Linked DNA regions of Homo sapiens: regions 2, 3, 4 and 5 are each linked to region 1. Evidence: chromatin contacts called from ENCODE Hi-C or POLR2A ChIA-PET data. All regions are on one chromosome and are shown on one strand. The core of a region is the stretch at or near the end of the contact, and the rest is flanking DNA. Distances in the headings are between cores, read along the strand shown. Region 1 holds the start of ZNF665 (zinc finger protein 665). Region 2 holds the start of ZNF600 (zinc finger protein 600). Region 3 holds the start of ZNF28 (zinc finger protein 28). Region 4 holds the start of ZNF320 (zinc finger protein 320). Region 5 holds the start of ZNF888 (zinc finger protein 888).

Region 1 (5,714 bases), core at 2,053-4,552:
AAAAAGTAATTGCTACAAACTAATGATTAATGATATTCATATATAATCATATCTAAGATCTATATCTGGTATAACTATTCTTGTTTTATATTTTATTATACTGGAACAGCTCGTGTTCTCTGTCTCTTGCCTTGGCACCTGGGTGGCATGCCGCCCACAGCCAGCAACAGCCCGGAGCAGGGACAGACCATTCCCAGTACCTCCTGAGTTGAGATTGCAGGCCTTAAGACAGGTGGGTGGGCCCGTTGGAGAGCTCTTCCCTTTACTGTTTGAGACAGGAAAAAATTAAACTGTTCATACTATTGTCACACTCAACCCAGAATACTTCACTTGTAGTCACCAAAATGTGTGCAGTTTTTCCCACAATGACCAGTTCTGCAGTGCACTCCCAGTGGTGGGTCCTACAATTTCACTCCACTCTGACACTGTCAGTTCTCCCAGGTGAAGATCTCAGTGTGCTACATGCTACTAGTAGCTGTTGGCTACACTCTCACCAGATAAATACCGTGATTCTCTTAACCCCTTCCTTGGATTCAATTAACTTGCTAAAACCATTCATCTGTATGCTTCGTAGTATCCTTTATAACAATTAGGTAGGCCGGGTGCGGTAGCTCATGCCTGTAATCCCGGCACTTTGGGAGGCCAAGGTGGGTGGATTACCTGAGATCAGGAGTTCAAGACCAGCCTGGCCAACATGGTGAACCCCCTTCTCTACTAAAAACACAAAAATTATCTGGGTGTGGTGGCGGACGCCTGTAATCCCAGCTACTTGGGAGGCTGAGGCAGGAGAATTGCTTGAGCCCAGGAAGCGGAGGTTGCAGTGAGCCAAGATCGTGCCATTGCACTCCAGCCTGGGTGACAGAGCAAGACTCCGTCTCAAAAACAGACCGGCAAACAAAAAACAATTGGGTAAACCAAGGAAAATGTTTCCCTGAGTTCTATGAGCTGCTCTGGCAAATTAATAGCACCTCAGGAAGGGATGAGGAGAATCCCAAATTTATACTCAATGGATCCGAAGCTCCGAATCTGGGACTTGGGGCTGGTATCTGAAGAGGGAACCCTCAACTAGTGGGATCTAATGCTAACTCTGGGTAGACAGTGTCCGAATTGAATTAAATTATTGGACAGTCAGGTAGTGTTTGTTCAAGAACTGCGTGTTGGTGAGGAGAAATCCCCACCCCACACGTTTTGGTGATGAGAGGCGATGCATTCTTTGTTGAGCGTTCATTACTTGATTATGAGAGTGGGAAAAACACTTTGGTTTTTCCTCCTCACTCATACACTTGCCTACACATTACCCCATCCTAGGAAAAGGAAAGAGGGTGACCCATAACTGAATGAGTCAAGTCACTGCTCTCTTAGAACAGAGATTGCAAATAGAAGCTAACCTCTGATGCCAGGAATTATAAAATGCACATGTCTTATAGACAAAACTTTTGTGATTCTCACCAGCATCTCCATAACAGAAACAAAATATATACATATAAAATTTGTTAGATTATTAGGGGCTGGGCACAGTGGCTCATGCCTGTAATCCCAGCATTTTGGGACGCTGAGGTGGGTAGATCACCTGAGGTCAGGAGTTCGAGACCAGCCTGGTCAACATAGTGAAACCCCGTCTCTACTAAAAATACAAAAGTTAGCCAGGTGTGGTGGTGCATGCCTGTAATCCCAGCTACTCGGGAGGCTGAGGCAAGAGAATCGCTTGAACCCAGGAGGCGGAGTTACAGTGAGTCGAGATCGTGCCATTGCACGCCAGTCTGGGAAATAGAGTGAGATTCTGTCTTAAGAAAAAAAAAATTTGTTAGATTATGGATACAGAAATCAATATATCACGATGTAATTATCCATATCCAATGAAACCACCATGCATCTGGGCCATAGTCCCCCTCTTTCTTCCTTCCTGTGTGTTTCCCTCCCTCATTCTGTACATCTCTCTCATTCTCTTCTTCTCTCTCCTTGTTTCTTTTCTGTGTTTCAGCCTGGGTCTCTGCTCCTCATTTTGAGCCCCTCTCTTCTCCTGCTGTTTCTCCTTCCCTCTATCCTTCTCTTCCACTTGTTCTGTTCCATTCTTGCAACTTGTTTCACCTCTTATTCCTCTTTCACCCGTCTTTTGGTTGTCCCCAATCTCCATCTATTTCTGCCTCTTTCTTCCCTTATCTCTGCTCTCCCTGTTAAATCCCCTCTTCCCTGTTTCACTTCCTTGTCCCCACTCTTTGGCACCCCCAGATCCCAGGTCTCCCCCTGCTGTGGTTCTCCCTCTGCTCTCCTTGTCACCAGCTGCCCCTTCTTGCTGTCCCAGCACCACGCTGCTCTGTCTATCCTGGCTCCAAATACCCCCTCCTCTCCCTAACTCTCCGTCTGAGGAGCTGCCCCTCTCCCTACCTTGCTGTCCTTCATCTCTCTAGACAGCGAGCTTTTCTCTACATTTCTCCAGTTGTTTCTCCATCCTGTTACTTTCTCAGCGACTTCTTTCACCCTTACTGTCTCTTTGTAAATCCTGACCCATCCTCTACTTTGCCATGTTTACTGGTTTCCCTCATTCTTTCCTCTGTCTCCGTTTTTCTACTTTTCTCTCAGCCCCCCTCTCTGTCTCCTGATCCCCTTGGCCCACACATTCACAGGGAGGGTTTGGAGTAAGACACCTGGATCCTGGAGGAGCACATTTTCCAGCGGGTGGAGCTGGGCAGGCAAGAACACCGGGTATCACAGGACAAGGCCCGGGCACCTCCCCAACGCGGGCTCAGGGGAAACGGTGACTGCGAAGGGGAGGCCTAGGGAGCAGCAGGGCCCGGCACGAGGAGGAGGGAGGTGGGGGGCGACGGCGCCTTAGGAGAGGGGTGGGGTATGCAGGATCCCAGGACCAGGCAGAGGCGCGGCCTCCCCGGGACTGGGGCTGCGGCGCTAACGCTCCAGTAGCTGACTAGGGCGAGGTTAGGGGACGGTAAAATCCTGCACCCACTTCGCAGATGAGGACTTCACAGGGCGCAGGTCAGTAAAGGGTTTTAAGCAGGAAACGGCGCAGGAAAGGAGGTGTCTGCATGGTCTGAAGGCCGAAAGACCGCGGGCAGGACCAGCCTGTGTGATTTTAACCCAAAGCGATGCGACCCCCAGAGTCTCGCGGCAAAGTCTGAATTTACATGGAATGGAGGGAGCCGTGCGGGGACTTTAAGGGCTATACGAACCCCCGGACATCGGGTACGGAGGAGCAGGGGACTCCGAAACGCAGGTTTAATCTAGATAGAGGGAAACTCACGCGGCGACTAACAGCCTTCACTCCAAGAGATCTGCTTCCGGGTTTGCAAGAAACTGCCCGCGCAGTAGGCAAAGGGGCGGGTTGCGGTGGGGAAAGGCCAGGCGTTGGGAGGGACTGAGAGCATAGGGTGGGCGGGGCCGGGGCGGGGCCTGAACCCTGGAGGCGGAGGTTGCAATGAGCCGATATCGCGCCATTGCACTCCAGCCTGGGTGACAGAGTGAGACTTCGTCTCTCCCAAAAAAAAAAAAAAACAAAACTTAGGCTATCTAAAAGTTTAACCAATGGCCAGTAATATAAGCAATCATGCATATGTAATGAAGGCGCCATAACAACCCAAAAGGAGAGGATTCAGCGGAGCTTCTGGATAGGTGAACACTGGGAGGCTCCTGCAGCGTGGTGCACCCAGGGAGGGCACCAAGGCTCAACGCCCCTTCTCCCATGCCTCACCTCACTGATCCCTTCCATCTGGCTGTTCTTCTGTCAACTTTGTAATATCCTTTATAATACGTAAATCTATGTAAAGTGTTTCCCTGTATTTTGTGAGCCACTCTAGCAAATTCGTTGAACCTGAGGAGGGGGTCAAGGGACTCCTGGATTTATATCTGATCTGTAAGCACAAGTCACAACCTCTGCTTGAGACTGGCATTGAAATGTGTGCACTATTGTGGGACTGAGCCCTCAACGTGTGGGATCTGATGCCATGTCCCGGCAAAATGGAACGGAATGAGAGAACACGCACCTGGTGTCTGTGGCAGGATTGCTTGCTTGGTGTGTGTGGGAAAACCCAGTACCTCTGGGCTAACTGTAGCATTCTGTGTTGTGAGAGAACAGTAGAAGAAACTGAATCAGTGTTTCCTATATTCTTAAATACGAATATGTGAGGTTTGTTGTTGTTTTTTTTTTTTTTTTTTTTTTTTTAGACAAGAGTCTTGCTCTTGTCGCCCAGGCTGGAATGCAATGGCATGATCTCGGCTCACTGAGCCACCGCCCCAGCGTGAAGGCATTTTTGAGCAAGTTATGTCTCCCTAATTCTGTTTTATTGTACTTTTCCCTAAGTAGTTATAATAGCCTCTAAATCTGTGTGGAGTTTTCAGTTTTGTGGACAATACAATAAATAGACAAATAAAAACCCAAACACAAGCTGATCTCTATAGAAGTGTTAGATATTATTTTCAACACACTAAGTGATACTCCGTATCTAGATAAGCTAAAGCACGAATGATGTCTTCTGAGGTGACAAGGTCCACAGTGGCTTTACAGAAACACTGGCCAGAAGTAAAAACTGTGATGATAATGGCAATAGCAATGACTGACTTTTCTGAACACTATGTGCAAGGCATTATTCGGAATACTTTACCTGTATTAACTCAAATAACAACATAATAGCCCATGAGAAAAAGATCTTTTCCTATCTTACTAGGAAACAACTGTGTCGGCCGGGCGCTGTGGCTCACGCCTGTAATCCCAGCACTTTGGGAGGCCGAGCTGGGCGGATCACGAGGTCAGGACCGGATCACGAGCCGGGCGGATCACGATGGTCACCAGGAGACCATCCTGGCTAACACGGTGAAACCCCGTCTCTAATGATAATACAAAAAAATTAGCCGGGCGTGGTGGCGGGCGCCTGTAGTCCCAGCTACTCTACTCGGGAGGCTGAGGCAGGAGAATGGCGTGAACCCGGGAGGCGGAGCTTGCAGTGAGCCGAGATGGCGCCCCTGCACTCCAGCCTGGGCGAGAGCAAGACTCCGTCTCAAAAAAAAGAAAAAGAAAGAAACTGTCACAGATACGCTAAGAAACTGGCCTAAGGTCCAAGAGCTAGAAATGACAGAGCAAGCCCCGAACCCAGGCATCTAAGAATTACAGTTAGGCTGAGAGCAGTGGCTCACACCTGTAATCCCAGCACTTTGAGAGCCTGAGGCAGGAGGGGTGCTTGAGCCCAGGAGTTCAAGACCAGCCTGGGCAATATAGTGAAACCCCATCTCAACAAAATAAAGACAAAACAAAAACAAAAAACCCCTCAACAATTACAATTAAACCTAAAGAATCAGTTAAGTAACAGAAGTACCATCAAAAGTGACAGGATGCCAGGTCAGGGAAACCATTGAGAACAAAGGCAAGCAACATAAACGAGAGTCTGCAGTAACGCAGGCAGACACTAGGTGGAGAACCAGACCACAGCTTACCATGAAAACACAGGGACTGCAGAATTGCAGACTGTCAACAGGAGCTCTCCTGAAGAAAAACTGGCAAACCTTCTCAGGTAACTACAAGCAAAAGCCCAGAGACGACACATTCCCAGAAAAGGCTTCAGAGGTTTCCAGAATCTCTAGTCAGGCTGAATAGAGAAGGTCCTCCCTGAAGGAAGCCAGAAATAAAAAAGTAGGACTGGTTGATTAGTGAAATGCTGAGGTGCCAAGATAACAAGACATTCAAGGAGAAAAGGAAACATGATCCACAC
Region 2 (5,714 bases), core at 1,635-4,134, 410 kb before region 1:
CAGCCTCCTAATCCAAAATTAGCAGGGCGTGGTGGCGCATGCCAGTAATCCCAGCTACTCGGGGGAAGTATCACAAGAGAATCGCTTCAACCCTAAAGGCAGAGATAGTCATTAGCCAAGATCGTGCCAGTGCACTCCAGCTTGGGCAAAAAGAGCAAAACTCCACCTCAAAAAAAAATAATAATAATAATTAGTAGGTAGGCCCGGCATGGCGGCTCATCCCTGTAATCCCAGTACTTTGCAAGGCCAAGACAGGAGGAAACTTTGAGCCCAGGATCTTGAGACCAGCCTGGGAAACATACTGAAACCCTGTTTCTACAAAAAAACAAACAAACAAAGAAAAAAAACAACTAGCTGGGCTTGGTGTCTCACACCTGTGGTCTCAGCTACTAGAGAGACTGAGGGAGGAGGATCGCTTGAGCCTAGGAGGTCGAGGCTGCAGTTAGAGTAGAGAACGCTATTGTAATCCAGCCTGGGTGACAGAGCCAGACCCTGTCTCAAAATATAAACTAATTAATAAATTAAAAGTATTATGTAATAAGAGAAAGTGATTTTTTTTCCCCCACATCACTGTCCCACTTCCTACCCCACCCTGGGAAAAGGGAAGAGACTGACTCACAACTGAATAACTGGGATTCCAAGTAGAAGCTAACCTCTGATACCAAAATTTATAGAATGTACATGTCTCATAGACAGGAGTTTTAAAATTCTAAATCTCATCTGTATAATTTAAACAAGGTATTAGATGATATACACAGAAGTCAACATGTCACAACTAATCATATCCAATGAACTCACCCACTTATCTGTACCCAAAGTCCCCCACCCTTTTTTTCTTTTGAGACAGGGTCTTGCTCTTTTGACCAGGCTGGAGTACAGTGGCATGATCTCTGCTCACAGCAGCCTGGAGCTCCTGGGCTCAAGTGATCCTCCTGCTTCGGCCTAGAGAAGCTGAAACTGCAGGTGCACACTATCACACCCGGTTAAATTTTTTTTTTCCTTTTTTGACAGAGATGGGGGGAGCCTCACTATTTTGCCCAGGCTGGTCTTGAACTCCTAGACTCAAGCAATCCCTTTGCCTCAGTCTCCTAAAGTGCTGAGATTACAGGCATGAGCCACTGCGCCCAGCCCCTCTTTCTTCATTACTGTGCTTCCCTCCCTAATTCTGTGCATATCTCTCATTCTCCCCTTCTCTCTCTAGCTCTTGTTTTCTTTTCTTTTTCCCTGGGATTGTGCTCCTCATTTTGTACCCCTCTCCTCTCCTGCTGTTTATCCCCTTCTTCCCTCTATTACTTCTCTTCCACCTCTTCTGCTCCATTCTCACAGCTTATTTAACCTCTTTTTTTTTTTTCCTTTTTGAGATGGAGTTTCACTCTTGTTGTGCAGGCTGGAGTGCACCGGTGCGATCTTGGCTCTCACCGCAACCTCTGCCTCCCAGGTTCAAAGGTTTCTCCTGCCTCAGCCTCCCTAGTAGCTGGGATTACAGGCATGTGCAACCGCTCCCAGCTAATTTTATATTTTTAATAGAGACGGGGTTTCTCCCTGTTGATCAGGCTGGTCTCGAACTCCGGACCTCAGGTGATCCACCCGCCTCAGCCTCCCAAAATGCTGGGATTACAGGCATGACCCACAGCGCCCGGTCCTTATTTAACCTCTTGTTGTTCTTTCTCCCCAATCTTTCAATCTTCCTCAATGTCTATATATTACAGCCTCTTCTCTTATCTCTCCGTCTCCTCTGCTCTCCCTATTAAATTCTCTCTTCCCTGTTATACCCCTCTGTCCCCACTCTCCAGCACCTCAGATCCCCAGGTGTCCTCCCTGCTGTGGTTCTCCATCTGTTCTTGCCACCAGCACCACTCTGCTCTGTCTGCCCTGGCTCCAAATCCCTCCTCCTCTCCCTCACTCTGGTGAGCCTCCCTCTTTGCTGCCCCTCTCCCTACCTTGCTGTCCTTCATCTTTCTGTACATCTAGCTTTTCTCTACATTTCTCCAGTTGCTTTTCTCCTCCTGCTTTCTTAGTTTTTTTTCTTTCACTTTTGCTGTCTCTTGGCAAATTCCTAACCCATCCTCTACTTTGCCATCTGTTATGGGCCTTTCTCATTCTTCTTTTCTCTGTCTCTGGTTTTCTACTGCTCTCTCAGTCCCTCTCTCTATCTCCTGATCCCTTTGGCCCAGGCGGGTTTGGAGTAATCACAGGCGGGTTTGGAGTAAGACGCCTGCATCCCGTAGAAGCGCATTTTCCAGGGGGTGGAGCTGGACAGGAAAGAACACCTGGTATCATAGGACAAGCCCCTGCGACCCACCCCAACCCTGGCTCAGGGGAAGCGAAGACTTGGGGAGCAGCAGGGCCCGGCACCAGGAGGGACGTGGTGGGCGACGGCACCCTAAGACAAAGGTGGGACCTGCAGGATCCCAGGACCAGGCAGAGGACGCAGCCTCCCCGGGGCTGGGGCCGGGGCGCCGCGCTCCAGGTGCCAACTGGGGCGAGGCTGGGAGGCGCCCAGGGCTGGAATCCACCTCGCGGGTGAGGACTTTAAAAAGCACGGGGCGGGAATAGTCAGAAAAATGTTTTGAGCAGGAAAAATACGCGATAGGAAGTGTATACATTGCCCTATAGCAGAAAGACCGGGGACGGGACCAGCCTCCGAGCGACTTCAAACCCAAAAGCAAGCAACTTCCAGACTCTTACCGGGACGTCTCAATTTGCTCTGGGTGAAGGGAAGACAGGCGAGAATTTCCAGGTCCGTGGGGATCCCACGTCCCAGGGGCAGAAGCGCCGGGGACCTGGGAAGTGCAGACTTAATCCAAGGCAGAGCAAAACTCACGCGCCGTGGTAGGACCTTCACTCCACGCGATCCGCTTCCGGGTTTGTGCGCGCCCAGGACTGAAGCCAGGCCGGGGCAGGTTGGCTGGACCTGGGCGGGGTAGAGGCGGGGCCCCAGGCGGAGAGACCTTGCCCTTTAGAACCGGCAGAGGGAGGGCCCGGGGCGGGACCTGTGCTTCTCAGCCTCGCACTCAGCGCCTCTGTTTTTCGAGTTTTTGGAGGCGACAGCGGCCAGGAAGGCTGAGGCATGATTCAAAAGCCCTGGAATTATCTGGAACGGGAATGCAAACTAGAATGTGAAATGCAAAGCCCTGCCAGGGCGGAACATACGATTTCATGCTGATGGCCCACAGAACAGAACAGAAATCCTCTCCCTTTCTATTCTCCATTCACTCAGGAGGGAGGGTCCACCCCGTGCTCAGCTTCAAAGTGTTCCCTAGGGCCTCCGCCTGGGATGCGGGACGGAGAGCTCAGGCCAGGGAGGAGTGAGGTCACCACCTGCTGCCTAAACACAGCAGGGATGCGGGCACGAGGCGGAAGCCTGAGGTCCCAGCTACTCAGGAAGCAGCGGCGGGAGAATCCCTGAACCTGGGGGTCCAGGCCATCCTGGGCGACAAAGTAACACCCCCTAACTGCAGGGTCCTCTTCCTGATCTCTCTCTCGCTCTTTTACTTTTTTTTTTTTTTTTTTTTTTTGAGACGGAGTCTCGCTGTGTCGCCCAGGCTGGAGTGCAGTGGCACGATTTTGGCTCACTGCAAGCTCCGCCTCCCGGGTTCACGCCCTTCTCCTGCCTCAGCCTTTCGAGTAACTGGAACTACAGGAGCCCGCCTAACCCAAACAAAAACAAGACCGGGCGCGCTGGCTCACACCTGTAATCTCAGCACTTTGGGAGGCTGAGGCGGGCAGATCATGAGGTCAGGAGATCGAGACCATCCTGGCTAACACAGTGAAACCCCATCTCTACTAAAAAATACAAAAAAATTAGCCAAGCGTGGTGGTGGGTGCCTGTAATCCCAGCTACTAGGGAGGCTGAGACAGGAGAATGGAGTGAACCCGGGAGGCGGAGCGTGCAGTGAGCCAAGATCGTGCCACTGCACTCCAGCCTGGGCGACAGAGCGAGGCTACGTCTCAAAAAAAAAAAAGAAAAAGAAAAAGAAAAAGAAATATCTCCCCTAGTTTGTCTCCTTTTCCAGAATTTACCAGATACCAGTACACAGATACCAGTGCATACATTAATGTATGACTTTCATACATAGATTCTCTGATCTGATCCACAAAGAGCTAAATGTGCATCCAGATGTGGCCCCTGAACAATCCCTGCTGCCCAATATCACTGACACCTTGGGGTCCACACCCCATCTCCATCCATCTCTGGTGTGAGCCCTTCCCAGGACCATGCCCAGTGCAGCCTCTTCCCAAGCTCATGTCACTAGGTTATAGAAGATGGAATTTAAGTGAAGATGACAAGGACTGAGAAAAGGCATGGGTTAGTGTGAGCAAACGTGTGAGGCAGGATGCTTCAGACTCACAGAAGACTGGCTACTACAATACCTGGCATTTCAGAAAGGAAAGAGACAGAAGAATCCACCGAGGAATATTACTCCACCTGAGGAAGAGCCATCCCTGGCTCCTTTTCTTTGCTCCTCTTGGTGTCTTCCTCACGTAACATGAGTCTTTGGAAAATCAATCCTGTATGTAAAAAAAAATACGAGATTTAATTTTTAGAAATCACTCCCTCCTTTCCTGTGACAAAACACACACACAGGGGAGACCTCACCAGGGATAAAGATGGTTCTCTGCTGCCCACTGCACCAGAGATTATGTGGAGATAAGAAGGTGCCACAGGAAGACCTACAAGGGCAATTTTGACCTGTTTTGAGGTCTTGCTCCCTCCTGCAAAAGTCCACACACACGCTGCAGCAGGACACAGATCTTCAGGGCACAGATCTGGCCCTAACCAAACCCCATGCAGAGCACAGCCCCCTCACCTCCCTGTGGATCACAGGCTGATCTCAGCTCTCAACATGGAGGAAACTGCCTTGATGTTCAATGCTGGAGACAGATGAGAATCACCTGCACCATTGTAGGTATTATTGAGGGTGGGTCCCATACTGTGATAATAGCAATCTCTGATAAAACAGCATAGAAGCTATATTTGCAAAATGCCTGAAAACCCTAATGTGAAGCCAAGTTTGAGCTCCACTCAGGGCACCAGCCCCGCAGAGCCCCACCTTCTGGCTCTGCTCTCCGCTTGGGGACTTGTTCCCACCAGGATCCAGTGAACAGCGAAGGAGCAAAAAGGATCACACAGAACAGGCAACATGGGCCAGAGATGGGGGTGAAGGTGGGGCTGTCATGTCAAATGGGGGACTGTGGGAGAACACAAAAGTTTTCATAGAAAAAGTGATGTCAGAACAAAGACTTAGGGAAGAAAGGCTGCTTGTCACTTGCAGCTGAGTGGCCAGAGAGTCCTAGGCAGAGGGACAGCCCAGGTGAAGGCCCTGAGAAAGGAGCAACCTGAGTCCCAGAAAAAGAAAAGAAGCCTGCATGGTTACAGTAGAGGTAGGGAGGAGGACAGAGGCAGGAGTTGATGTCACAGAGCTCCTGGGACTCAGATATCTAGGGATGAGGTCTTGAAACATTTTTCTCTCACATCTCAACTCAAAAGAATTTTGGAAATGTATTTTCTCACTCATTTTATGTATACATGTAACTTTCTCTTCTATACTTTGTCTCTGTGTCTCTTTCTTTTCAAAGTGTCTCGTTCCACCTGACGAGAAATGCCCACAGGTGTGGAGGGGCAACCCACCTCTTCACCAATGCAATCCATCCTGGGCAATGGAGCGAGACTCTATCACAAAAAAGTACAGAGTCCAGCCAGGGAGGCTGTC
Region 3 (5,714 bases), core at 1-2,500, 370 kb before region 1:
CTGGGATTACAGGCGTGAGCCACCGCGCCCGGCCCTTATTTAACCTCTTGTTGGTCCTTCTCCCCAATCTTTAGATCGTCCTCAATCTCCATAGATTTCCACCTCTTCTCCCCTCTCTGCTCTCCCTGTTAAATTCTCTCTTCTCTGTTATAACCCCCTGGACCCAGTCTGGCACCCCAGATCCCCAGGTGTCCTCCCCGCTGTGCTTCTCCCTCTGTTCTCCTTGCCACCAGCACCACTCTGCTCTGTCTGACCCGGCTCCACATCCCTCCTCCTCTCCCTCACTCTGATGAGCCTCCACATTTCTGCCCCTCTCCCTACCTTGCTGTCTGTCCTTCATCTCTCTGTACATCTAGCTTTTCTCTACATTTCTCCAGTTGCTTTTCTCCTCCTGCTTTCTTATCTTTTATCACTTTTGCTGTCTCTTGGCAAATCCCTCACCATCCTCTACTTTGCCATCTGTTATGGGTCTTTCTCATTCTTCTTTTCTCTGTCTCAGGTTTTCTACTGCTCTCTTAGTCCCTCTCTCTGTCTCCTGATCCCTTTGGCCCACACGATCACACGAGGGTTTGGAGTAAGACACCTGCATCTCGGAGAAGCGCATTTTCCCAGAGCTGGAGCTGGGCGGGCAAGAACACCCCGCGTCACAGGACAAGCCCCAGGCACCTCTCCAACGCGGGCTCAGGGGAAGCGGTGACTGCGGAGGGGAGATCTGGGGAGCAGCAGGGCCCAGCAAGAGGAGGAGGGAGGTGGGGAGCGACGACGCCTTCGGACAAGGGTGGGATCCGCAGGATCCCAGGACCACAGAACGCAGCCTTCCCGGGACTGGGGTCGCCGCGCTGTGCTCCAGGAACCCAGGAGGATGAGGCTGGGAGGCGCACAGGGTGGGAATACACCTCTAGGGTGAGGACTTTAAAAAGAGCCGTGCGGAAGGAGTCAAAAAAAGGTTTTGAGCAGGAAAACTACGAGATAGGAAGTGTATACATTGCCCTGTAGCAGAAAGACCCGGGACGGGACCAGCCTCAGGGCGACTTTAAACCTAAAAAGAAGGGGCTTCCGGACTCCCAGTAGAACATCTCCATTTGCTCTGAGTGAACGAAGAAAGGGGAGAACTTCCAGGTCTAGGGGGACCCCACATCCCATGTACAGAAGTGCCGGGGACCTGGGAAGCTCAGACTTAACACCACACAGAGCAAAACTCACCGCCCGCCGCGGCGTCACCGTCATTCCACGGGATCCGCTTCCTGGTCTGCGCGAATCTGCGCGCGCAGGACAGAAACCAGGCCTGGGTGGAGCCAACGAGGAGGCGAGCGGGGCCCGGGTGAGGTGTGGGCGGGGCGCGAAGCGGCGAGACCTTGCCCTTTAGAACCCGCAGAGGGCGGGGCCGGAGCGGGACCTGTGAGTCTCAGCCTCCTCCCAGGCCATGTTCTCAGGCTTTTGAACCCGGGAGATACAGCTTGCATTGGGCCGAGATCGAGCCACTGCACACCAGCCTGGGCAACAGAGCCAGACTCCGTCTCTAAAAAAAAATAAAAAAATAAAAAAATAATAAAAAAAAAATTTGCTTGTGCGAGACAGGGATACAACATTACTCTTTTCCGTGTGGATATCCAGTTAGTTGTCCCAGCACATTTGTAAAAGAGATCTATTACTTTCTCCTTTTTATTTACATTTTTTTCTTTTCTTTTTCCCTTTTTTTTTTTTTTTTTTTTGAGGCTATTTCTCTGTCGCCCTGGCTGGAGTGCAGTGGCGAGATCTTGACTCACTGCAGCCTCTGCCTCCTGGGTTGAAGCGATTCTTCTGCCTCAGCCTCCGGAGTAGCTGGCACTACAGGCACACCCACCATGCCCGGTTAATTTTTGTATTTTGTGTAGAGACAGGATTTCGCCATGTTGGACAGGCTGGTCTCGAACTCCTGACTTCAAGTGATCCGACTGCCTTGGCCTCCCCAAGTGCTGGGATTACAGGCCTGAGCCACTGTGCCTGGCCCAGGAAATACTCTTTACTTTGCTTTTTAAATGTTGAGAAAATACAACTGAAAACTAAAAAATCTTCCCCGAAATGAGAAATCATCTTCATGACAAAACAGGAAGAAATAAGAACTATTCTATTAATGAATAAGCCTTAGACCAGAATGTGTTGGGAAATAGAGGCAAACAGCTAAGAGGTTGAAAAGAGAGAAAGAAACTTCATTGTTCTATGCAACCCGTTAAGTACATGTTTTCAAGATAAACACTAATCAGTCCTCAGGGAAGATTAGTTGACAACAGCCTTGGTCGCACATAGTTCATCCTGGCTGTACTTGGTAATGGAGGTGACTATCTGTGTCAGCTAGTTAGCTTCATGCAGAGAGAGGGGAATTACTTTAACCCACGTCTTTTTGACAAGTGTGAGTTTTACAACATGGAGGCAGGTGCCGTCTCTAGTGAGGCTGCTACAGTCCGACAGAAACTGACGTCAGCAGTAAATAATAAAATTTAGAATACATAATTAACTATAGAGTTTATTGGAACACAAAGCTTGAGGATAGCCACCTGGAAACGTCAACTCCAAATGAAGGGGGCCCGTGTTCCCAAGTAGAGACGTTAAGGTTTCACACACAGGGAAAGACAGAGAAGCTTTACCAGAATCACATTTTCCATTCAAGGCCAGTGCATAGGCTGCAGCAAATTGATTGGTTATGGATTGATACACTTCAAGGAAGGTTACTTTATCACTCCATAAGAAGGGACAATGATGCCAACAGGTTAGTCTTCCTAATTATTTACAGGTAAACTTTTTTTAAAATTTATATTAGGAAACTAAATTTTATTGCACTTTTTGTTTTGTTTTGTTTTGGTTTGGTTTTTGGTACGGAGTCTTGCTCTGTTGCCCAGGCTGGAGTGCAGTGGTGCAATCTTGGCTCACTGTGACCTCCATCTCCCGGGTTCAAGCAGCTCTCCTGCCTCAGCCTCCTGAGTAGCTGGGATTACAGGCACACGCCACCATGCCTGGCTAATGCTTTTGTATTTTCAGTAGACACGGGGTTTCACCATGTTGGCCAGGCTGGTTTCTAATTCCTGACCTCAAGTGATCCACCCACCTTAGCCTCCCAAAGTGCTGAGACTACAGGCGTGCGCCACCGCACCTGGCCAGTAAAACTCTTAGAAGTTGCGCCTGCACACCACTGGACTCAGGTTGCATGACCACGTTCCTCTCAAAGCTCAGAATTATTTAAATGTCCGTAGCTTTAAATTTGAAATATTTGATGTTTGAATTATTTAACTTCCTACTGAGATATAGGTACTATCGCCCTTGTAGTTTGCCTTACAAGGATCGTTCCCAAGACCTTCAGAAATACATCCTTGGGTCATTAAACTGAAAAAAGGCTTAGTTACTTTCTAAAAAATACCACTTCAGGCCAGGCGCGGTGGTTCAAGCCTGTAATCCCAGCGTTTTGGAAGGCCGAGGAGGACAGATGGCCTGAGGTCGGAAGTTGGAGACCGGCCTGACCAATATGGAGAAACCCCATCTCTCCTATAAATACAAAAATTAGCCTGGCCTGTTGGCATGTGCCTCTATTCCCAGCTACTCGGGAGGCTGAGGGAGGTGAATCGCTTGAGCCCAGGAGACACGGAGGTTGTGGTGAGCCAAGATCACGCCATTGCACTCCAGCCCAGGCAACAACAGTGAAACTCCGTCTCAAAAACAAAAAATAAATAATAATAATAATAATAATAATAAATATGGCCGGCGCAGTGGCTCATGCCTGAGTGAGACTCCGTCTCAAAACAAAATAAAACAAAACAAAACAAAAAACAAAAAAAACACATTACCAGTTCCACAGTAGGGTGTCCTCAAAAACAAAGGAAATGCCTCCTCTTTAAGTTTTTCTTACATAGGCATCCAGGTAAATACAAAGATATGTCTACCTGCCGGTTGGCTGACAGTCTAACACAACTTATTACTTTGTTGATTTAAAGCTATCCATGACTGGTCGCGGTGGCTCATGCCTGCAATCCCGGCACTTTGGGTGGCCGAGGTGGGCAGATCACCTGAGGTCAGGACTGTGAAACCAGCCTGGCCAACAGGGTAAAACCCCATCTCTACTAAAGATACAAAAATTAGCGAGGTGTGGTGGTGCGCGCCTGTAGTCCCAGATACTCAAGAGGATGAGACAGAAGAATCAATTGAACCTGGGAGGCAGAGGTTGCAGTGAGCTGAGATTGTGCCACTGCACTCCAGCCTGGGTGACATAGAGAGACTCCATCTCAAAAAAAAGAAATAACTAACTTTAAAGACGAAAATAAAGAAAAATCTGGAGAGGTCTCAGGAATCTCTAGCCAGTCTGATTGGAGAGTGTTCTTCCTCACTGAAGTCAGACACCAAAAACCGTGAAAGCTGGCTGATTTCTGAACTGCTGAAGTTCCAACAGAACATAACCAGATATACAAAGAGATAACGTGGATGATCCCAAGAAATTATACACAAATTTATAAAACAGAGACTTAGAAATAACGGGACTAAAAATTCAAAATAAGCCTGGGCAACATGTTGAAACCATGTTTCTACCAAAAATACAAAAATTAGCTGGACACGGTGGTGCACACCTGTAGTTCCAGCTACTTGGGAGGCTGAGATGGGAGGATTGCTTGAGCCTGAAATGCAGAGGCTGCAGGGCACATGGTGCTCTCTCATGTTCTCAGAGAGGGCGCTTTTACACCTGGGGGTAGGGATGGAATCTTCCCAGATCTAAGAAATGAGGAAATGCCACGTCCTAGAAGAAGCAATCAGTTTCTCAATAGCCCCTCCTGCAGGAACCCTCCAGATACATGTAGCGAAGTCAGCACACTCACAGGCAGCCAGTGTGGCATTCTTGGTAACAGTGACAAACTGGGAAGGACTCACGTGTCTTCATTCAGAAAATGCTCCAAGGAGAATGAAAAACAGTAAGCTATCTTGCTTCCTACCTTGAAAACATGGAATATTTTAAGACTTGCAGGATAAAATACCACAACAAAACATTTATCATGTTGAGCTCAGTGGCTCACGCATGTAATCCCAGTACTTGGGAGGCCGAGGAGGGAGGATCACTTGAGGCCAGGAGTCTAAGACCAGCCTGGCCAATATGGAGAAACTCCATCTCTACTAAAAATATAACAATTAGCCAAGCATGATGGCACATACCTGTAACACAGCTACTCAGTTGGCTGAGGCTAGAGAATCATTTGAACCCATGAAGCAGAGGTTGCAATGTGCTAGTAAGTTCCAGCCTGTTGACAGGGTGAGACACCGGTCTCACAAAACATACAAAACAAAAAACAACAACAAAAAAATCATTTGGCCGGGCACAGTGGCTCATGCCTGTAATCCCAGCACTTCGGGAGGCTGAGGGGGATGGATCACTAGAAGCCAGGAGTGCCAGACCACCCTGGCCAACATGGTGAAACTCCATCTCTATTAAAAATACAAAAAACTTATCCAGGCATAGTGGCACACACCTTTAGTCCCAGGTATTCAGGAGGCTGAGGCACAAGAATCACTTGAACCTGGAGGAAAGAGTCTGCAGTGAGGCAAGATTGCGCCACTGCGCTCCAGTCTGGGTGACAGGCACATTCATCAAATAATTTTATCTAAAATCTCATAATGGTGTCTGAATACATTTCTGTAGGACTTACGCTGACTTGCCACAGTACTCTCAGCAGTGATTCCCCATTGAGCCAAGGGAACTGGTG
Region 4 (5,714 bases), core at 820-3,319, 300 kb before region 1:
TTTCTGAGGCTGAGGTGGGCGGATCACCTGAGGTCAGGAGTTCAAGACCAGCCTGGCCAACATGGTGAAACCCCGTCTCCATTAGAAATACAAAAATTAGCCAGGCGTGGTGGCAGGCGCCTGTAATCCCAGCTACTTGGGGGCTGAGGCAGGAGAAGAGCTTGAACCCAAAAGACGGAGGTTGCAGTGAGCCGAGATCGTGCCATCACACTCCAGCCTGGGGGTAGAAGGGAGACTTTGTCTCAAAAAAAAGTAAGAAAGAAAAAAAGAAACAACCTAAAATCATTTATCAGGTACTAGTAAATGCTTCCAATATATGATACAGACTAGAAAGCATGCAGTCTTCTATGTAAACTGAACACAACAAATTTCATAGAGAAACTTTTAAAATGGTTAAAAATATATACATCTAAAAATGTATATATCTAATAAAATGTAGGGTCAAAGAAGAAAATTTTGAACTCATATCATAGTTGGAAAACAATGATGTGAGCTCATAAGATTCTACCAAAGCTTATTTGAAAAGTAGTTATCTTACTTTTTTCAGACGGAGTCTCGCTCTGTCACCCCAGGCTGGAGTGCAGTGGCATGATCTCAGCTCACTGCAACCTCCCCCTCCCTGTCCAAGGGATTCTGCTGCCTCAGCCTCCTGAGTAGCTGGGATTACAGGCGCCCGACATCACACCTGGCTAATTTCTGTATTTTATTCGACACGAGATTTCGCCATGTTGACTAGGCTGGTCTCGAACTCCTGACCTCAGGTGATCTGCCCGCCTTGGCCTCCCAAAGTGCTGGGATTACAGGCATGAGCCATTGCACACGGCCTTTATTTTTATTTATTTATTTTTTAATTAAGAAACAAGGCGGGCATGGTGGCTCATGCCTGTAATTCCAGCATTTTGGGAGGGCGATACAGCTGGATCGCTTGAGCCCTGGAGTTGGAGACCAGCCTGAGCAACAAGGCAAAAGCCCGTCTCTACCAAGTACACAAAAATTAGCGCGGTGTGGTGGCGCGCGGCTGTGGTCCCAGCTACTCTGCAGGCTGAGGTGACAGGATCGCTTGAGCATAGGATGTTGATGATGCAGTGAGCTGTGATCCTGTCACCGCTCTCCCGCCTGGGCAACAGAGTGAGACCCCATCTCCAATAAAAAAGAATAAAAAAGAAATACCTGGGTCCTGGGTCTGGGGGCAGCGAATCTAAGGCCAATTAAGGCAAACTTTCTAAAACTAGACAAAAAGGAAAAACCCCATCTCCCCATCCGGAGTAACAAAGGATCAAAGGCCGCTGTCCCTACCGCCCTCCTCCTTCCACCACGTCTCAGAAAGGGAAAGAGCCCAGGAGTGGCCATGGCCAAGCACCGGCCACACCTTCATCTGCATAGGGCACCCATCTGCTCCGGCCTCGGGCCAATTCACCTCAGCATTTCGTTGGCCAAGGGCCAAAAATCCTTCATCCAGATAAGGGGTAGCCCATAGGGACCTCAAAATAAATACTTTAACCCCCTAAAACTTTCTAAACGGGTCCCCGGAGACGCTGGCTCGGGCCCACTCCCCTCTGTGGAGTGCTTTCTTGATTGCATATATTCGTTTTCCAGGAGTTGGAACTAGGTAGCAACACCGCACAAGGAGGGAGGTGGGGAGCGACGGAGCCTTCGGACAGGGGTGGCGTCTGCAGGATCTTAGGACCAGGCAGAGGACGCGGCCTCCCGGGAACCGGGGTTGAGGCGCGGCGCTCCTGAAGCCGCCGAGAGCGACGGTGGGAGGCGCCTAGGGCTGGAATCCAGCTCGCGGGTGAGGACTTGAAACAGCGCGAGGCGGGAGGACAGGTCAGGAAGGGTTTTGAGAAGGAAAATTCCGCGATAGGAGGTGTCTGCACGACCCCACTGCAGAAAGACCGAGGACGGGACCTGCCTCAGGGCCACTTTAAACTCGAAGGGACTCACGGACTCTCACCCGGACGTCTCAATTTGCTCTGGGTTGAGAAAGAGGGGCCGCAATTTCCAGGTCTGTGGGGACTCAACGTCCCCGGTATAGCAGCACCACAGGACTGGGAAGCACACATAAAACAGAGCGAAACTCACGCGCTGTGGTGTGACCTTCAGTCCCTGCCATCCGCTTCCGGGTCTATGCCAATCAGCGCAGGACAGAGGCCAGGCCTGGGCGGGACCCCCGAGAAGGTAGGCGGGGCCTGGACTAGGCCGGGATGAGACGCGAAGAGGTGGGCGGGGCCTGAACAAGGCCGGGGCGGGGTTGAGAAACAAGGGGCCTGGCTGGGAGAAGAGTCCTGGGCTATGAGGGGTCGGCGGGGGCGAGAAGCGGGTGGGTCCTGAGCTTTCCTCCATCTCGCTCTCTGCGCCTTTTTTCCAGGTTTTGGAGGCGAAAGCCGCCAGTGAGGCTGGAGCAGCTCAGCAGTCATTGAAATAGTACCTCCCTGAGAAGTCAACGTGAGGCGGTCATTGGACCCAGGAAAGTTCCTTGCTATTGAAATTAATTTTAGCAATTTATGTCCAAAATCTGGAAGTTGTCAAGGGAAGGAATGCAAACTAGAATGCGAAATACAAAGCTCTGCCTCAGCGAAACCTCCAATTTCCTGCTGACGGCCCACAGAACAGAATAGCAAATCCTCTCCCTTTCTATTTTCCATTCACTGGGGTGGGAGAATCCACCCTGTGCTCAGCTCCAGAGACTTCCTCAGGGCCACCGCCTGGGGTGCGGAGCGGAGGCCTCAGGCCAGGGAGGAGTGAGGTCACCACCTCCTGCTTAAACACAGCAGGGATGTGGGCGAGGTGGCGAGTCTGGGGTCCCGGCTACTCAGGAAGCAGGAGCCGCAAGACCGCTGAGCCCGGAGGTCCAGGCCAGCGTGGGCGACAAAGTAAGACCCTCTACCCCAGAGCTCCTTCCTCCGCCTCAATAAGAAAAAAAGGGATTTTTAAAAAAAGCATTGACATTGTAACAGTGTGTAGCAGGGCTAGCGGCAGACAAAACTTCTCAGACACTGAGTTGTAGAAGGAAGGGCTTTATTCAGCTGGGAGCGTCAGCAATCTACTGCCTTGAAATCCGAGCTCCCTGAATGCACAATTTCTGTCCTTTTTAAGGGTTCACAACACTAAAGATTTCACATGAAAGGGTCGTGATTGATTTGAGCGAGCAGGCGGTACGTGACAGGGGATGCATGCACCGGTGGTCAGAGAGAAACAGAACAGAGCGGGGAGTTTTACAATGTTCTTCTATACAATGTCTGGAATCTATGAATAACATTGGGTTCTAAGCCATAAGTTGATTTTTAACTACTGGGTTTAGGCCAGGCAGGCCCAGGCCTGGTTTCGGGCCTGGCCCCGGGGCTGCCTGTCTTTGGTTTTACTTTCTTGTTGTTTTTTCTTAAAACAGGTACTGAGTATAAAACAATATGAGAGGGTCTCTGTCTTCCTTTATTTCTTCTTTTTGAGAGTCTCACTTTTTATTAGTGGGAGTTCTTACTCTTGTTTTTGCTACTTATGTCTTTTTGTGTAATAGATTGATAGTGATTCATATAGTACACTTGTGCTGAATCATTTTGGTGAACTAAGGTAGCGATGAAGCTTTTTATCATTTGAAGAGGTACAGGTAGCAAACAAGAGAGCAGTAAGCAGCTTTTTATTACTATTATAACTCTTATTATAAGAGTTTTAAATCCTCCTATTGCTGGGAACTAATTTTTAAACATGGCTCCTGGATTGAGTCCGTGCCACACCTGTACGGGTACATGTGTCAGTTTTGTTATATTTTTAACTATGTCTTCAACTACTTTCCTCTGATGATCTATGTGTAGACAACAATTAGTAAGGTTAAATTTTCTACAAACTTTTCCTTCAGCTGCTAGCAAGTAGTCGAGAGCTAGTCTATTTTGATAGATAGCATTTCTTTTTCTTTTTTTGGTGATGGAGTCTCGCTCTGTCACCCAGGCTGGAGTGCAGTGGTGCAGTCTCAGCTCACTGCAAGCTCCACCTCCCGGGTTCACGCCATTCTCCTGCCTCAGCCTCCCTAGTAGCTGGGACTACAGGTGCTGCCACCGCACCCGGCTAATTTTTTGTATTTTTAGTAGAGACGGGGTTTCACTGTGTTAGCCAGGATGGTCTTGATCTCCTGACTTTGTGATCTGCCCGCCTCAGTCTCCCAAAGTGCTGGGATTACAGGCGTGAGCCACCGCGCCCGGTGATAGATAGCATTTCTTATCAGAGTCTCTTGCCGGGCAAGAACAGTCAAGGCTTGACCGGTTTTATTAGTAATAATTTTTAAAACAGCTTGCAACTGTATGATTCGGTTGAGCATGTAGATGGGGGTTCGATAACCTCATGAGCTGTCTTGTGTCTAAGTGGCAGGCTTACAGTATTATATAATTCTTTAGGAGGTCATTTATCATCTTTCTAATTACCTATGGCTATGCTTCGTTTTTCACAGGAAGCATAGACTGGGAAGCCTAGAAGTTCACCTGTATTTATGGGCAGTAAGAGGAAAGATGGCTTACTGGTGCCAATTACACAGCTACCTGTCCACTGATCAGGCAGCTTAGCATGAGCTCTGTCTATGTATCTGGTATAACCTGGTGGGGGCCGTCTAGTCCTGGTGGAATTCCGGGTGGGCCTCAACAGTCTGCAACTTTGGAAATTTACTGAATGGATTTCTTTTTGTGTAACTGGAACTTTAGTATGTAACTGTTTTTGTGGTACTATTATACAACTTTTGCCTAAGACAACTAAGCCGCCTTACAGGATGATGAGTGAATTTTTTTCTTTCTCTAGCTATGCAATACCGTCTAATAATTGAGACTTTTAGAACTTAAAAATTGTCAGGGTGGTTCTTTTGGGCTGGGAATTCATCAGGAACTGGGTTTGTAGGAACTAATTCTCGGGCTTCCTATGGCCATTGATCTCTTGTTACAGTTCTTCTACAAACATAACATGAGGTGACTTGTAGAGACTGGGCCTCATGTTAGGCTAATTGCAAAAACAAATTTTTAGTTTTTCCTGGAATCTTAGGTACTGGCACATTTATTTCATCATAGAAAGCCTGAAATACTGGTTCTGGAGAGCATTTTTCAACTTCTTTTTTTATTAGGATGTTTACGCTAGGATCTAGTTTTTTTTCATCAATGCTTAATTTACATTTTTTTTTTAATTGTACTTTGGGTCTGATGGGTTTGTGATTATCAATTTTAAAAGGCTGCAGCCCCCACTCATGCAAGAGGGGCTGACTTTTCTTTTTTGGAGCTAAACAGGATTATTTTTATCTTCTTTTTAAGTAGCCCAAATGACATAAGACTAGTATTGACACATCTCACATAAATATGATTCTTGACAGATATACTTATTTTTTTTTTTAACTGTGTAACTTTTTTTCTAATTTAGAGAACTGCATCTTATTCTATGCTGCTTACTATCAATAGTGGCACAAGCATCAAATTTTAAGGTTATATTTTTGGGGACCCCTCTTCTGTTCTAGCTATTATTTTACTTGTGTCACTTAGAAAAAGACTAGTCTTTAATTTTATTTTAAAAACTGTAATCATGGGAGGCTTAAAATGGGTTATAACACACATCAGGTTGGTTATTCCTTGGGCTACATACTTTGGATAGAATAGCATTATACAAACAAATTTCTTTTAGAATCCTGGTACACTTATAATAACTATAAAATAATAGGACTGTAGCAATCTTTTGTCTAACTTCAGTGACTT
Region 5 (5,714 bases), core at 859-3,358, 270 kb before region 1:
GGGGAACACAGGAAGCCAGTGGAGGGTTCCCTGCCAGGGAATGACATGACTTACTTTAGATTTAGCTGTGATGTCCTCACAGTGAAAACATTTTCACCGAGTTACCCTGAGAAGGTCTGAGATGAGTAAGAAGATGTGCCTGAATTCTTACATGGGGGCCTGGAAGGGCTAATGGGAAGGGTTGGTCTTTATCACCCCATCCTTGAAAATTAGAGAAGCATCTTTCACATACCTGGGCTAAAGAAACTTCTTTTGCAAGGTTCTGATGCCATTAATTCCTAACATTTAATTTTTCCTTACAAGAAAATTACAGTAACATTTACAAAATGCAAAAGTGTAAACACACAGCTATTGACCTTGAAAATAGGGAGGCCGAGGTAGGTGGATCACCTGAGTTCAGCAATTGTAGACCAGCCTGACCTACATGGAGGAACCCCGTTTCTACTGAAAATACAAAAATTATCCAGGCATGGTGGCGAATGGCTGTAATCCCAGCTACTCAGCAAGGCTGAGGCAGGAGAATCACTTGAACCAGGGAGGTGGCGATTGCAGTGAGCCAAGATCGTGCCATTGCACTTCAGCCTGGGCAACAAGAGCAAAACTGCATCTCATAAAAGAAAAGAAAGAAAGAAAGAAAGAAAAGAAAACAGGGAAAGAGAGTCAGCTGTTGAACTAAGACAGAAGTAACTTTTTTCATTCAAGAATACATAGGTGGCCAGGTGTGATGGCTCACACCTGTATTCCCAGCACTTTGGGAGGTCGAGGCAGGTGGATCACCTGAAGTCAGGAGTTTGAGACCAGCCTGGCCAACATGGTGAAATCCTGTCTCTACTAAAAATACAAAAATTAGCTGGACTCCATCCACAGCTTATTTAACCTCTTGTTGCTCCTTTTCCCCAATCTTTAGATTGTTCTCAATGTCCATAGATTTCCACCTCTTCTCCCATCTCTCCTGAGCTCTCCCTGTTAAATTCTCTCTTCCCCGTTATACCCCCCTGGCCCCACTCTCTGGCACCCCAGATTTCCCAGGTGTCCTCCCTGCTGTGGTTCTCCCTCTGTTCTCCTTGCCACCAGCACCACTCTGCTCTGTCTGCCCTGGCTCCAAATCCCTCCTCCTCTCCCTCATTCTCATGAGCCTTTCTGTTTGCTGCCCCTCTCCCTACCTTGCTGTCTGTCCTTCATCTCTCTGTACATCCAGCTTTTCTCTACATTTCTCCAGTTGCTTTTCTCCTCCTGCTTTGTTATCTTTTGTTTTTTCACTTTTGCTGTCTCTTGGCAAATCCCTGACCATCCCCTACTTTGCCATCTGTTATGGGTCTTTCTCCTTCTTCTTTTATCTGTCTCAGGTTTTCTACTGCTCTCTGATTCCCTCTCTCTGTCTCCTGATCCCTTTGGCCCACACAATCACAGGAGGGTTTGGAGTAAGACGCCTGCATCCCAGAGAAGCGCATTTTCCAGGGGCTGGAGCTGGGCAGGCAAGAACACCCCGTGTCACAGGACAGGCCCCGGGTACCTCCCCAACGCGGGCTCAGGGAAAGCGGTGACTGCGGAGGGGAGACTTGGGGAGCAACAGGGCCCGGCATGAGGAGGGAGGTGGGGGGGAGATGACGCCTTCGGACAAGGGTGGGGTCCGCAGGATCCCACCACCGGGCAGAGAACGCGGCCTCCCTGGGACTGTGGTGTCAGCGCTGGGCTCCAGGGGCCGACGAGGGTGAGGCTGGGAAGCGCCAGAGCAGGGATCCACCTCTCGGGTGAGGACTTTAAAAAGCGCGGGGTGGGAGGAGTCAACAAACGGTTGTGAACGGGAAAACTACGCGATACAAACTGTATACATTGCCCTATAGCAAAAAGACCGAGGACAGGGCAGCCTCAGGGCGACTTTAAACCCAAAAGGAAGTGACTTCCGGACTCCTAGGGGAATGTCTCCATTTGCTCTTGTTGAAGGAAGAAGGGCGAGAATTTCCAGGTCTGTGGAGACCCCACATCCCAGGTACAGAATTGCCGGGGACCTGGAGGCACAGCCTCAATACAACACAGAGCAAAACTCACCGCCGCAGTGTGACTTCCAGTCCACGCGATCCGCTTCCTGGTCCGGGCGAATCTACAAGCACAGGACAGAAGCCAGGCCTCCGTGGAGCCAACGAGGTGGGCGGGGCCTGGGCGAGGTAGGGGCGGGGCCTGGGCGAGGTAGGGGCGGGGCGCCAGGCGGAGAGACCTGCCCTGTAGAACCGGCAGACGCGGGGCGGGGGCGGATCTGTGCTTCTCTCAGCCGCGTACCTAGCCGCTGTTTTTCGGGTTTTGGTGAGGGAAGAGACAGACCCTCTCATATTGTTTTATATTGTTTTATACTCAGTACCTGTTTTAAGAAAAAAAACAACAAGGAAGTAAAACCGAAGACAGGCAGCCCTGCGCCACGCCCAAAACCAGGCCTGGGCCTGCCTGGCCTAAACCCAATAGTTAAAAATCAACTCATAACTTAGAAACCAATGTTTTTCATAGATTCCAGACATTGTATAGAAGAACATTATGAAACTCCCTGCCCTGTTCTGTTTCTCTCTACCAGTGCACGAAACCCCTGTGTATATATCTGGGACTGTAGTCCCTGTTACGTATCCCCTAGATTGCTCAATCACGACCCTTTTATGTGAAATCTTTAGTGTTGTGAGCCCTTAAAAGGGACAGAAATTGTGCACCCGGGGAGCTCGGATTTTAAGGCAGCTTGCCGATGCTCCCAGCTGAATAAAGCCCTTCCTTCTACAACTCGGTGTCTGAGAGGTTTTGTCTGTGGCTCGTCCTGCTACACCGGAGGCAAGAGTGGCCAGGAAGGCTGAGGCATGATTCAAAAGCCCTGGAATTGTCTGGAACAGGGATGCAAACTAGAACGTGAAATGCAAAGCCCTGCCTAGGCAGAAAGTACGATCTCATGCTGATGGTACACAGAACAGAATAGAAATCTCTCCCTTTCTATTCTCCATTTGCTTCGGAGGGAGAGTCCACCCTGTGCTCAGCTTCAGAGACTTCCCTAGGGCCACCGCCTGGGATGCCGGAGGGAGTGTTCAGGCCAGGGAGGAGTGAGGTCACCACCTGCTACTTAAACACAGCAGAAATGTGGAAGTGGGGGCGGGAGCCTGAGGTCCAGCTACTCAGGAAGCAGTGGCGGGAGGATCATTGAGCCCGGAGGTCCAAGCCAGCCTGAGTGACAAAGTAACACCCCCTGCCGCAGGGATCCCTTCCTCATCTCTTTTTTTTTTAATTTTTAAAATAAAATTTTCATTGTGTGAGATAGGGATCCAACTTTATTCTTTTCCATGTGGATATCCAGTTAGTTGTCCCAGCACAATTGTGGATGACATCTATTAGTTTCTTTTTTTTATTTACTTTTTTTTCTTTTTCTTTTTTTTTTTTGAGACAGAGTATTTCTCTGTCACCCAGGCTGGAGTGCATTGGCAAGATCTCGGCTCACTGCAGCCTCTGCCTTCTGGGTTGAAGCAATTCTTCTGACTCAGCCTGCATAGTAGCTGGTATTACAGGCACGTGCCATCATGCCCGGCTAATTTTTGTTCTTTTGGTAGAGACAGGGTTTCACCATGTTGGCCAGGCTGGTCTCAAACTCCTGACTTCAAGTGATCCGCCTGCCTCGGCCTTCCGAAGTGCTGGGATTACAGGCGTGAGTCACCGTGCCGGGCCCAAGAAATACTCTTTACTTCACTTTTTAAATGTTGAGAAAATACAATTGAAAACTAAAAAATCTTCCCCAGATGAAAAATCATCTTCACTATGATAACAGAGAAGGAAATAACAACCATTTTATTAATAAAGAGCCTTAGACCTGAATGTAATGGGAAATAGAGGCAAACAGTTGAGAGGTTGAAAACAGAGAGAGAAACTTCACTGTTCTATACAACCCATTAAGTACATGTTTTCTTTTGTCTTTTTTCTTTCTTTTTTTTGGAGACAAGAGTCTCACTCTGTTGCCCAGGCTAGAGTGCAGTGGCAAGATCTCAGCTTACTGCAGCCTCCACCTCCTGGGTTCAAGCAATTCTCCTGTCTCATCCTCCTGAATAGCTGGAACTACAGGCGTCTGCTACCATGCTGGGCTAATTTTTGTATTTTTAGTAGAGACGGAGTTTGACCTTTTTGGTCAGGCTGGTCTCAAACTCCTGACCTCAGGTGATCCACCTACCTCAGCCTCCCAAAGTGCTGGGATTACAGGCGTGAGCCACCGCGCCCAGCCTAAGTACATGTTTTCAAGATAAACACTAATCAGTCCTCAGGGAAGAGGACTTGACAATACCCTTGGTCACACATAGTTCATCCTGGCTCTACTTGGTAATGGAGGTGACCATTTGTGTCAGCTAATTAGCTTCATCCTGAGGAAGGGGGGAAAACGCTAACCCATGTCTTTTTGACAAGTGTGAGTTTTACAACATGGCGACAGGTGCCATCTCTAGTGAGGCTCCTACAATCCGACAGAAACCGACATCAGCAGTAAATAATAAAATTTAGAATACATGATTAAGTATAGAGTTTATGTGAACACAAAACTTGAGGATAGCCACCTGGAAACATCAACTCCAAATGAAGGGGGTCTGTGTTCCCAAGTAGAGATGTTAAGGTTTCACACACAGGGAAAGACAGAGAAGCTTTACCAGAATCAACACATTTTCCATTCAAGACCAGTGGATAAGTTGCAGCAACTTGACTGGTGATGGATTGATACAGTTCAAGAAAGGTTACTTTATCACTACATAAGAAGGGACAATCGGCCAGGTGCGGTGGCTCACGCCTGTAATCCCAGCACTTTGGGAGGTGAGGCGGGCAGATCACAAGGTCAGGAGATCGAGACCATCCTGGCTAACACAGTGAAACCCATCTCTACTAAAAATACAAAAAATTAGCCGCGTGTGGTCATGGGCGTCTGTAGTACCAGCTACTTGGGAGGCTGAGGCAGGAGAATGGGGTGAACCCAGGAGGCGGAGCTTGCAGTGAGCTGAGATTGCACCCCTGCACTCCAGCCTGGGTGACAGAGAGAGACTCCGTCTCAAAAAAAAAAAAAAAGAAAAAAGAGGGACAATGATGTCAAGAGGTCTTGTCTCTGGGGCTGCTCAGTCTTCCTAATTATCTACAGGAAAACTTTTGTGTTTTTTTCTTTTCTTTTTTTTTTTGAGACAGAGTTTCGCTCTTGTTGCCCAGGCTGGAGTGCTATGGCACTATCTCGGCTCACCACAGCCTCCGCCTCCCAGGTTCAAGCAATTCTCCTGCCTCAGCCTCCCGAGTAGCTAAGATTACAGGCATGCATCACTACGCCTGGCTAATTTTGTATTTTTAATAGAGACGGGGTTTCTCCATGTTGAGGCTGGTCTCGAACTCCTGACCTCAGGTGATCTGCCCACCTCAGCCTCCCAAAGTGCTGGGATTACAGGCGTGAGCCACCGCGCCCGGCCCTCTTTTTTTATTTTTTTGAGACAGTCTCGCTCTGTCACCCAGGTTGGAGTGCAGTGGTGTGATCTTGGCTCACTGCAACCTCCGCCTCCTGGGTTCAAGCAATTCTTCTGCCTCTGCCTCCTGAGTAGCTGGGACTACAGGTGCACACCACCATGCCTGGCTAATTTTTGGTATTTTTAGTAGAGACGGGGGTCTCACCGTGTTAGCCAGGATGGTCTCCATCTCCTGACTTCGTGATGCTCCCGCCTTGGCCTCCCAAAATGCTGGGA

What was found. Hi-C counts contacts between places; a loop is a spot of excess contacts on that map. ChIA-PET counts read pairs that join two places held with the same protein, here RNA polymerase II (POLR2A). Pooled maps may share reads with other maps.
Region 2: a pooled map shows a loop between it and region 1 (15-fold over the local background). The contact joins the promoter of ZNF600 here to the promoter of ZNF665 in region 1. A Hi-C loop is called at or near these places in 2 of 37 single-sample maps with no recorded cell type and 9 of 50 pooled maps. POLR2A ChIA-PET finds 5 or more read pairs at or near these places in 1 of 52 experiments (activated T-cell).
Region 3: a pooled map shows a loop between it and region 1 (7-fold over the local background). The contact joins the promoter of ZNF28 here to the promoter of ZNF665 in region 1. A Hi-C loop is called at or near these places in 6 of 50 pooled maps. POLR2A ChIA-PET finds 5 or more read pairs at or near these places in 3 of 52 experiments (activated naive CD4-positive, alpha-beta T cell, activated naive CD8-positive, alpha-beta T cell and naive thymus-derived CD4-positive, alpha-beta T cell).
Region 4: a map of B cell shows a loop between it and region 1 (4-fold over the local background). The contact joins the promoter of ZNF320 here to the promoter of ZNF665 in region 1. A Hi-C loop is called at or near these places in 1 of 168 maps with a recorded cell type or tissue (B cell) and 11 of 50 pooled maps.
Region 5: a map of PC-9 shows a loop between it and region 1 (2.8-fold over the local background). The contact joins the promoter of ZNF888 here to the promoter of ZNF665 in region 1. A Hi-C loop is called at or near these places in 2 of 168 maps with a recorded cell type or tissue (CD14-positive monocyte and PC-9) and 9 of 50 pooled maps.

The regions. Positions count from the first base shown.
Region 1 is chr19:53,190,056-53,195,769 of GRCh38, forward strand. It overlaps ZNF665 (zinc finger protein 665), which reads right to left and starts at 3,303. Exons shown (of 4, transcript NM_024733.5): 1 at 3,257-3,303. RefSeq lists an enhancer at 3,119-3,268.
Region 2 is chr19:52,783,907-52,789,620 of GRCh38, forward strand. It overlaps ZNF600 (zinc finger protein 600), which reads right to left and starts at 2,885. Exons shown (of 6, transcript NM_001321866.4): 1 at 2,689-2,885. RefSeq lists silencers at 1-146, 2,894-3,043 and enhancers at 1,845-2,703, 2,704-3,561.
Region 3 is chr19:52,820,383-52,826,096 of GRCh38, forward strand. It overlaps ZNF28 (zinc finger protein 28), which reads right to left and starts at 1,251. Exons shown (of 4, transcript NM_006969.5): 1 at 1,204-1,251. It also overlaps a transcript of ZNF600 not described here. RefSeq lists an enhancer at 1,196-1,697.
Region 4 is chr19:52,895,566-52,901,279 of GRCh38, forward strand. ZNF320 (zinc finger protein 320) reads right to left here and starts at 2,070. Exons shown (of 6, transcript NM_001351774.2): 1 at 1,955-2,070. RefSeq lists enhancers at 1,605-1,804, 2,005-2,084.
Region 5 is chr19:52,921,320-52,927,033 of GRCh38, forward strand. ZNF888 (zinc finger protein 888) reads right to left here and starts at 2,109. Exons shown (of 5, transcript NM_001393938.1): 1 at 2,050-2,109. It overlaps ZNF888-AS1 (ZNF888 antisense RNA 1), which reads left to right and starts at 2,030. Exons shown (of 2, transcript NR_186336.1): 1 at 2,030-2,145; 2 at 2,354-2,760. RefSeq lists enhancers at 1,037-1,770, 1,771-2,502, 1,992-2,041, 2,322-2,491 and a silencer at 2,182-2,231.